Linked DNA regions of Homo sapiens: region 2 is linked to region 1. A link is a loop called in an ENCODE intact Hi-C map of the cell type or tissue named here. Cell type or tissue: B cell. All regions are shown on one strand. Links, peaks and the distances in the headings refer to the core of each region. The heading gives the core; the rest is flanking DNA.

The links. A loop is a pair of places that touch in the nucleus more often than their neighbours do. Peaks named below come from ENCODE experiments on the same cell type or tissue, not always from the same donor. Only the 100,000 strongest peaks of a DNase experiment are listed, where the experiment ranks them.
Region 2: a loop joins it to region 1, with 3 times the contacts of the local background. A loop is called at or near these places in 1 of 110 quality-filtered maps.

The regions. Positions count from the first base shown.
Region 1 is chr9:99,507,212-99,512,602 of GRCh38, reverse strand. No RefSeq gene overlaps it. Among named protein-coding and RNA genes, the nearest start is that of NAMA, 130 kb to the right of the region's middle. In B cell, for the core only: no CTCF peak of the experiment used is centred there; a DNase peak (open chromatin) is centred at 2,562; H3K4me3 peaks cover 491 bases; H3K27ac peaks cover 515 bases.
Region 2 is chr9:99,759,859-99,765,249 of GRCh38, reverse strand. All of the region lies in intron 2 of LOC101928438 (a long non-coding RNA gene), which reads left to right. Among named protein-coding and RNA genes, the nearest start is that of NR4A3, 59 kb to the left of the region's middle. RefSeq lists an enhancer at 2,622-2,671. In B cell, for the core only: no CTCF peak of the experiment used is centred there; a DNase peak (open chromatin) is centred at 2,569; H3K4me3 peaks cover 838 bases; H3K27ac peaks cover 1,224 bases.

The DNA.
Region 1 (5,391 bases), core at 54-5,053:
AACAGAAGGGGCTAAAGTGAGGTCAAACAAGGAGACAGAAGAAAGTGAGGTTGAGGGGTCAGGGTAAGCCAGATCTGCAGGGGTCTCACAGATCATGATAATGTCTTTGGAGTTTATTTTGAATGAGACAGGAAAACATGGGGGGTCTTTGTGATTGATCTGATTAATGTATTTAAATGATCACTCTGGTTGCCATAGGAAGAATAGACAATCAGCTGGTGAAGGTAGAAAAAGGAAGACTGGTGAAGACCCTTTTGCAGTGTTCCAGACAGGGGATGTTTGTGGGTTGGGGGAAGGTGGTATTGGTGGAGATAAGAACTGGCTGTGTTCAGGATATATTTTGAAAATGAAAGTGATAGTCCTTGTGGGATAGATTGGATATAGATATCGGGGGAATGGAACGTAAGAGTCAACGATGAGTGCCACTTTTTGATCTGAGAACCTTGATGAATGGAGTTGCTATTTATTGGGATGAGAAGAACTGCTGAAGGAATAGGCTGGAGGGGTTAGAAATGCTGAGTCCATCCCCAGATGGCTCTCAGTCATCTCAGTGCAGTCACTGGGGTCCTTTTGAGGGTCAGAGTGCTGGGAAGACGAATCAGAGGCCTTGATTTCCCAAAGGATGCAGCAAGAACTCCCTGTCTGTGATCACAGAACTGAAGCTTTAAAGAGCACCCACAGGAGGCGCTCCCCGGATGCTCATTCTTAGAAAAGAGGCAGGGTGACTGTGACCAAGGCTGGAGGCAGCTAAAAGTTAGACTAGTGATGGATAATGTTTGAGCATAGAGAGCTGCTCAACACTGCATTTGGACTTGAATTTTTTTGTGTAAATAGGAAAGAAAAACCTTGGTTTGTATAATGTTTTACAATTTAGTGTGTGCTTTCAAATTCATCGTCATATTTATCCTATGAGGTAGGAACTGCTGTCTTCAGTTTGGAGATGAGGAAATGGAAGTTCAGAGACATTCCATGACTTGCCTAAGATCACAGAACTAGCAGGTGAGGGAATCCTCAAATCTAGAAGTTTTGTAACCCCTAAAATATTTCCATTTTGTTGTTTTGTTTTCATCTTATCCTGATTATTATGGAATAGTCACATTGATTCTGCCAATAAAAAAATAAAATCTATAGTATCTAAGATGGCTGTAAAATATCCTCGTTGTCTCCTTTTGGCTGCACATGACCTGTGTAGCCTCCCAGGCATTCCTTTGCAATCCAAGGCTTTTCTGGCAGCTTTTTATGAGCATCACCCCAATTCCTGTCCCCCTTAACAAATTCTTTTTTTTTTATCAATGGTTTATTTGCATTGAAAGAGGTTTTCATGCCAAGCAATATTTGGGGAACATTTCACAATTCCTGTCGCTAAAGTTCTGAGAGAAGATATTCCAAAAAAGACCCTTTCCTTATTGGATTATTTCAAAACAATGGGAAGAGAATAGTTTTTCAATGAGCATTTCAGTAATTCCTGCAAAGTATCATTTAGTTTTGATTGAGACTACAGCTGTGTCTACTTGGTGCCAAACACTTGAATGAAAAATGAAAATGACAAGCAATGAGATGTTAGGACTGGATAAAAGGCCAGTTCTGATGTCCCTTAGACACTGTGAGCCATTGCCCTTGGGTCACCCAAATACCCTCAGGCTCTCCTCTCAATCATAGCAGCCTATGAAGGAATGGACAGAGCCCTGGGCCTGAAGAATGACATTGGAGTGTCACTCTTAACTCTGGTACTTCCTGGTGTGTGATCTTGTCCAGCCTCAGCTTCGTCATCTGTGAAATGAACATGAGAATGCTCACACAACTTCCTTTAAAAAGTTTATAGGAACCAATTGAGCAAATTTTGAACTAGACCGGAGTCATGTTGTACTTATCTTTGCATCTGCAGATCCAAATACAGGCATGTAATAGGGACTGAATACGATTTTGTTGAATATTTTATAAATGGGTAGTACAGGCAATGCTCTAGCACCTATTATTTATATAACTCTATTCATGTTTCCAAGTCCCTCTGGTACGTAAGCAAAGTTGCCATTTCTAGAATATGAGGACACATAATCAGAAAAATAATATTTACTAAAAGCATAAAATGTGCTATGCTAATGTAAATAATGTTTTTTCAGTTAGTCCAAGCAGTGAATAATCCCAGCTTTTGTTCTACTTGGAGCACCTGTTTGTAATCCATGTCATAAATATTTTCATGACTATTGCTTAGTAGTCAATGAGTTCCTTTGTTGGCATAGAATTTAAGATATTTCCCTAATAAGGACACCCAGTGTTAAAGCAATGAATTTCTATACCTATGCAGTTCAGAGAGTTACCTAGGAGATGAAAAGCTAATCTGTCTGGAATTTCTGCCCTTGAGACCAAAGATACTATAAATTTGCTCTGGAAGAAAATAATCATGGTAAGCATCTTAATTTCTTCCATCTCGTTTCCAAGCAGATGTCGCCGTGTTTTAGCCTGGAATTCATCATCTCTCTGATACATCAACATTGACATATTACATCTTCATCTCTTATTATAGAAAATGGAAATGAAACCAGAATGTGAGCATGTTGAATGAATTGGACTCCCCAGAGATTTGGGGGAGAAGAAAACCTCCCACTCGCCTTTGACTTTTGGATTTCTTGTTTCCTTCATGTTTAGATTGCACTTTGAGAGGTCCATCTGGAAGTTCACTTTGTATATTTTGCAAATGCAAACAGAGCTTATTATCAAAAGACAAAGCTCCAGAGGAAGCAAAACATTTGGGGAGGTGGGAGAGAATCACGTAAAAAATCTAGTGACAGTATGAAGGTTAAACTCCAGAGATTAAACTCCATTTATTTCTGGGCTTGACTTTGCCAGTCTGCTAGTTTGGGTGAATGCTTAGATATGTTTAGCCGTTTGCTTTCTATCCATTAAGCTCTCCGTTTAGAGGATGAATTTGGATAGGTGTCAATACCTGCAAATGTCATCAATCCTGTAACACCTTTTTGGCGCTGAGTTATCATAGTAGCACTGCACAGCCTGCCTGTGACTCCAGTCCTCCCACAGCGGGCATCACTACACTTCTTTCCTTTTTCTGGCCTCAGGAAAACATTCTTAGGATTTCAGGATCCTATTATATGTTGAGTGAATTGCGTTCTTCTTGAATTCCTTATGAAGTCACTCTGGTCCTTTGAGATTAGAAGTTTAAACTTGGAAGGCCATACCTCATCGAGTTCTCTTCACTGTGACTCCGCAGCCATTTCTGTCACAGCCAGACTTAATCCCCTTCAGACATATCAAGTCAACCATCAGTCAAGGTGGTCTTTATTTCCTTCCACATGCTGCAGAGATTAAGGCTGCCTGATTTTCTCATATATTCCCTGGCACGCTGACCACAGACTCTGCTGCAGTCCAAGATGGATGGAAATAATGTTTACAACTTGGCCCAAACTTGTCGGCCATTTGTGGGAAAAATCCCTTTTATCTTAGAGTCACAAGGGCTAATGCCATCTTGGCCATAATAGGCTAATTGGAATGAACATTAACACCCCAGGACCTCTTTCTTAATTTATGGACCAGGGAATAGAAAAAGCCGTTTGCTTTAGTAGTTCTGGGGAAAACTGTCAGTGTTAGGCATTGAGGGGTAGGGGGCTGGGGGCATGAGAATGGCATTGAATTTAGAGTTGGAACCCAAGTTCAAATCCTAGCTACAGTATCCTCTAGATCGCTAGATGTGTGACTTTGGACCAGTAGCTTAATCTTCCCGGGCCCGTTTTCTTACCTGGAAGATGAGAATGCTGTTATCTGTTCTACACAATCACTAGATGCTTGGGATAAGGGATAAGGGGTGTCTTGAAAACAATGAAGTGCTAATGGAGTTAAGAGCTACTGCCATTGTCACCCACATCACATTATGAGTGGTCTGCTGACCATTTATTGCAAGTTTTATGACAAATTCTATATATCAAGAAGTTTCTTATATGCCTCTCTGATCCTTGGTTCTCTTACTATAAAATGATATGAAAATGATTCTACATAGCTCACACATTCAATGAGATAATGAGGGTGAGTAGGCCTGGACTGCACAAGGTGGGTCTTATCTCTCTGTCTCTTGGCACTAGCCTGGGACCTGGTAGAGTAGATGTTCAATATGCATTTTTTTGATCTGAGTTTCCTACAAATACTTTCCTGAAAGCTTTCTGGCAATAGGGTCTTGGAATGCCACTGCTGAAGACACTGGAAAACTTGGCAAACATGGAAGCAAGGAAAACTGCTGCCTATCTCCTTGCCCCCAGGTGTGGTATTGTCCCCTTTTCTCCCAGTCCTGTCCTGGCTTGGAGATTCTGCGATTCTACTTCAAGAGGAAAGTTCAAGATAGCACAGTCTGAGAAGAGAGACCAGAGTAGGGAAGGGACTGGAAACAAAGTCAAACGAAATGAGGCATTTTCATGAGCACTGGGATACTGAATCTGGAGAACAGAACCCATGGAGTTCCACAACAGTCTTCAAAGATCTGAAGGAATTGGTGTTTTCCAAAATTTCCAATGGCAACCAAAAGTAAGAAAGATATTTTTATAACACAATCTAGCGCACATTTACATAAATAACTGAAATTATAATACGAGTTACTATTACAAGCTCTAAATGCTGATGTTTTCTACTCTGAATATTCAATTCAATTAGATTTGATTCAATTCTTTCCTCTTCTATCCTATCTTGGCCTCTTCTAATTTCATTCAATATTATGCTAGATGTAATTCCAAAATTGATTTAATGGCCCATTAATGAAAAATGTTGATGTAGAAGACATGCATAGTCCCAAAAGATGAAATTAGGACTTTGGGTTGAAAATTGGAGTAAATTTCAGCTCAAAAGAAAGAAAAAATTACTACCAATTAGACACACCATAATATAGAATGACCCTCTATGTTAGTAAGACCCTCATTCTTGGATATTTTCAAGATTAGACCTAATTTATATTTTGTATCTATGGATTAAGGGCCCACCAATTTCCAAGACTTCAAGAGTCTACAATTCATAATGAGAAAGTCTGGAATATAAAGGGAAGATTTTTGTCCAAAAAGAAAAAAAAAAACTAAAAAGAAAGAGGCAAGGATGAAAGGTGGTAAAATCCGGGAGATTGTCTCTCCCTAACTTCTGTCCAGTTAAAGATAAAACACTGCTACATTTTTATTCCCCACTGAATGATCTCTCTTTTCTACTTTCTTCAGGAAAAAAAAATTGTTGCTGTTGACAGGAGCACATTTTAAAGCTGTTGCTCCTAAGCTGTTGGGACACCCCTTTTTCAAATGTTATAGTGACTTTAAACCATCATAGGTTAAGTAGTTGCCTTTTGAATATTTTACAGAGTTTGTGTTTCACTGTGCCCTGGGCTTAGCACAATGTCAGGTATAGAGTCAT
Region 2 (5,391 bases), core at 76-5,075, 250 kb before region 1:
AGACTATGAGGAAGGAACAAGAGACAGGAGTCTGGCTCTAAAAGCTCCATTTTGTGTACTACTTGGTGAAGGAGACAAAAACAACAATTTTGGGTAGTGGAGACTCACCTGATTTATTATTTACTATACAGGTGCCCTCCACGTTGTGGGGAATAATTTGGGTCTGGGGCCACTATGAGGATTTTTTTCTGCAGGTACTAATATTCTGAGGTGTGATAGAACTTCTCTTTTCCTGGGACAGGAATAAAGTGAACTAAGAAGAAATAAACATTTATCAAGTACAAATGGCAAGATCTATGACAAAGTTTCCTGGGAATTAAGGTCTCTAAATCTTCATTTATTCCCACTATGCTAGTTTTCCTGTTATTTTTCCAATTTTTTATTTTGGTGAGGACTGCCTATAGCATGTTCTCTAGTAGGCGAAAAAATGAAAGAGTTTTTCTAAAGAAAAATTCACTACTTTCTTAAACTTTACCTTGAATAGCTGGTATGTTAACTTGCCTCTATTTTTATAAATTTTTAAGAGGAAACTTGATGGTTTTCTGCATAGGTAATTTTTAAATATTACTTAGCTGAGCCATGTGGAGAGATTATTTCTACTGTTGATAATAATTGTTTTATCTCTGGAAAGCATAAAAAATAGAGTATTTATTTGTATCTGTCACAGCACATGCTTGGTTTACAGAGGATTCTTTGTAAAAATTCACAAAATTATCAATTTAAGGTCTTTGTAGCATATATATATGTATTTATATATATTCCTCTGTAATTATGAGAATTGTGGACACTTAAACTAACTTGTATATCTGCTATATTTCACATCTGAATGGTACTGCTGGTTTTTATTTTTAATTTGATTTGTATCTTTATCAAACCAACATAAATGCATAGTTTAAAAAGTCAAAACAAATAAGACTTATGATGAATACAGCAGTGTCCTGTGGCATATTTTCCCACACCTGATTCCTGTTCACTGTTCCACTTTATTAAGTTTTTCACCTCCTTATTTCTAAACAACAGACTTATATTAACTTTAAAACTCCTTCATTTTATGCACCAATGACTTTCCACTATGGATAGTGGGGCTTTAGTTTTCTTAGACTATCTATTCCTCCTTCCTGCCCTTCTTATTCTACTGTCAGGTCACAGTTTTGGTTAAATTGACATTTAGAAGTACTTTTTAAAAATTCTTTTAAATATTTGTACTCTGAGAATTTATTTTAAGAGAATAATCAGAGGTGTGCATAAAAGATTTACATACAGGGATGGTCATTACAGTATTTCAGTAATAATGAAAAAGAAGACAAAATCTGAAGTCTAGCATTAGGAGTTTTTTGTTAAAAATCTGTCTTCACCTATTCATGTAATAAATTACGACGCAACCATTAAAAACAACGTTTTTTTAAGACTGTTAATGACATAGGCAAAGGTTCATGATACTCAGAATTAACAGTATACCTAGTTTGATGCAAATTTTATTTAAAAAAAGAAAAAGAATAAAAAATATATATAATATGAGACTATGGAATGCTGTGTACCAAAATGTTAAAAGTGATTTTCTCTAGATGATCAAATTGGAAAGGAATTTTGTTTTCCTGTTTAATTTTTTCTGTACTTTCCAAAATGAATTATGTTGGTAAATTGCTTTCTAAAAGTGTTCTACTATTTTGCAATATCATCAGCCATACTGTATTCTCAATACTACTTGATATGGTGCTATTATTTTCAAGGTTCTTGATATTAGATGTGGTCATCTTCTTTTTATTTATATTCGGACATTTTTGTGGAATTTTGACATGAGTTAAATGCATTTACCCTTAGCTATATTTTATAGGAAGAAATAAAACTCTCGTAATGTACATTAATCATTCTAAATTTATTTTTGCTAATTTAATTGGCAATATCCCACATTATTTTTAGTTTTGTTTCTTTGTGCTCAATTAATTTTTTATAGCTTTCTTTTCTTGTTGTACATTGACTGTTCTCTGAATTACTTCTATATCCACTCACATCCTTTGGCTAGTACATTTTGAGATGATAAGACAGGGTTAGAGATTATTCAAAGCAGAGAGAACAGTGTGAGCAAAGGCATGGGATAATGAATTGTGGAATGGGTTTGGGAGATAGCAATTCCACTTTGAAAGGAGTGTGGTGTGCTTGTAGGAGAATAGGTAGGCAGGAAAATGTAATGCCCTGGAGGTGTTGAACATTGCTTGCTCTTCCCCACCTCCTTCTCAAAGAATCTCTTCTGCTCAGGGCCCTGCTTCCAATGAGTCTATTCTCTAAACCTGTTATCCTGCCCATTCCCCATGTGATTGGATCACAGCTGATTGGAATAGAGCGGGCTTCTGATCCAAGTACCCATCATCCATAGGCTGTTCTGTGACATTTCTATGGTCTAGCATGAAAAGACGGGCCATTTGGAATTGGTAAATTAAGAGACTGAACCAATTAGTGGGGGCAGAAACTACAAGGAAGTGTTGAGAGTTATCAAGGTTTAAAAGGTATTGGGAGTGACCACATTGTGCTGTGTTAGCCGAAACTATCAGAGAATGGAAACTGCATAAACAGAGGAAGCAGAGTAATAGAAGGGAAACTGAAAGGAGAAGCAGCAACACGGATAGAAAGAGAGAGTGGTTGAGTTTTAGAGCTTTCTTGTTTTCTGACAGTTATCAATTGAACAATGAGTGTGCTTTAAAACATTTTCTTACCTGGGTGTGGTGGTGCATGCCTGTAGTTCCAGCTACTGGGGAGGCTGAGGCAGGAGGATCACTTGAGTACAAGAGTCCAAGACTAGCCTGGGCAACATGGCAAGACTATGTCTCTTAAAAAAGAAAATTCCAGGCATGGTGTGGTTCATGCCTGTAATCCCAGCACTTTGGGAGTCTGAGGCAGGTAGATCACCTGAGGTCAGGAGTTCAAGACCAGCCTGGCCAACATGGCGAAACCCCATCTCCACTAAAAATACAAAACTTAGCCAGGCGTGGTGGTGCGCGCCTGTAGTCCCGGCTACTCAGGAGGCTGAGGCAAGAGAATCGCTTAATCCAGGAGGCAGAGGTTGCTGTGAGCCAAAATTGTGCTGCTGTACTCTAGCCTGGGCATCAGAGCAAGACTCCATCTCAAAAAAAAAAAAATTTTTTTTTGAGGTAACTTGAGTAGATCTCTAGTCCTTCCAAGCATGTAGGCATTTTGGGGGCCATATTATGAAGAACTTTGGATGCTAAGGAAAGACATTTGTAATTGCTAGGCAAGGGATAAATATTAAGAATTTTTGAGGTGTGGAGTAATATATGAGAAGTATATTACATGAAGATTAATCTGGTAGTAGTATGTAGGAGAGACGGAGGAACTGATTCTGGAAGCTATTACAAGAAAATATGTGGGAGGTAATTAAAGCTTTGAGGATATGATAGAAGGAAGGTAAATGAGTGGATAGATGTAAAACATATAACAAAGGCAGGATCAACAACATATGATAATTTATTAGATACAAGGGACTGGGAAAAGAACAAGTCAAAGTTGAAGCTCAGATTTTAAATTCTGGGGATTAGAAGTTGGTAAGAGAAATAGGAAAGTCCTATTAAGAGAAATAGGAAAGTCAGAAGGACCAGACCGCTGTTAATTTCATGTTGGTTGAGTTTCATGTGCTGGTAGGGAAGTACTGTTTTGTTCTGCTTAAATAATGTTTATTGAGTTCCTAAACCTTGTTTTAGGCTCTGGATGGCGGAGGTGAGAGGTTGAAGTACAAAAATGAGTAAAATAAGGTTTGTGCCTTTGAGGAAACTCTAGTGTTATGGGTGAAGTTATCTTTCAGGTAGAGATGTACGCGTGGAGCTTGGGAGAGAACTTTTGGACAGGAGATTCAGGTGTCAACAGAGTCCCAAAGAAGTGGATTATGAATGGATAGACAGAGGGGATGCAGAGAGGAGGACTAAGGCTAAAACCATAGTGAAGAGCTTGTGTCACAGGGCAGGAGAGTCAAGAATAATCAGAGGAGGCATGGCCAGGACATTCACAGGAGAAGCAGGATAGTACAGGGTCAAAAGAAAAACCATAGGAATGGAGGGTTTCAGGAGGCATAAGGCCATCAATAGTTTTAAATGTCATAGGAAGCTTGAGAGAATGAAGTTGGTCTGGTGTGTAGGAGGTCATTTGTGATCCTAGAGGGAATTTGTGAGTAAGAGCAAGTGAAGAAATGTAGAAAGCAAAGGTAGACCACTCTTCTAATAGTTTGGGTTTTGAAGGGATGATAAGAGGAGGAAACTTGTGGGAGGGGGCAGAGTCCAGAGAAGGTTTGGTTTGTTTGTTTATTTTTAAAGACTTCATCTACATGAGGAGGCAGAAGAAGAGATCACTGGTCTGGAGGAATCAAAGATTCAAGAAAAAGAATGGAAGGAGCAAGGAAGTAAGGATTTGGGAGGGTTCATGATCAAGAGTAAAGGTGAAGGACATGACCTTGCCAGAAGGAGAGACATTCATTTCATCCTGGAGCCAAAGATTGAAAGGCAAAATACAATATACAGTGTGAAGGAATTCAGAGGGGAAGAGAAAGGAAGTACAAAGAAAAACACTTCAAATGGCTCCAGTTTTCTCAGAAAAGTAGCTAACTAGAAGTGGAGTCTTGTGATTGGGGATTTTAGGAACCTAGAGGAAGAGAAAGTTTTGAAAGGCCACTGAAGAGAATGGAAAAGGGAATTAATAAGGTAAATGAGAGGATTTTTGAGTGGTAATCAAGAGACAAATAGGGATGAAAAGTTGAGAGAAGAATCAAGAAAATGAAAATGATTTCAAATGCTAGCAGTACTCATAGAATTTTACAGAATTCCTCCCTCCCCCACCTACACGATTTTACAAATGAAGAATTTAATTCCAGAGTGGGTAAGCAACTTACTGTGAGTTTGTTGGAGTTCTAACTTCTGCCCTCCTTCTTTCTGAATGAAAAGAGATGTGACAATTGATTATAAAGTTAATTTAAGGAATTGATTCAAATTTGAAATCTGACTAAACCTGGAAAATATGAAATTGACCCAATCAAAAGATCAGAGCCTATATATATTAAACAAATGTGATAGTTGGTCAGTAAGTCAGAAGAAATGATTCAGGAATATTCTCTTCAGTGTGTATTCTGGGTTAGAATATTTTGTCAAATGTTTACATAATTATGATTTTGCACATAAATATTTAAATGTCTGGTTGATACAAAGTAACTGTCAATTCACTTACTGTCTAAAGAAAACTCAGTTGTCACAGTGCCATTCTATAATAAGAGTCCAGTTTCCAGGGTAAAAGTTACAGTTGTGGAAGATAATCTGGAAAATTATTACATATTCAGAAGTAATCAATCATTTCTGGTAATGGAATGAGAATATTATTTAAACTGTTTTCAAAAGT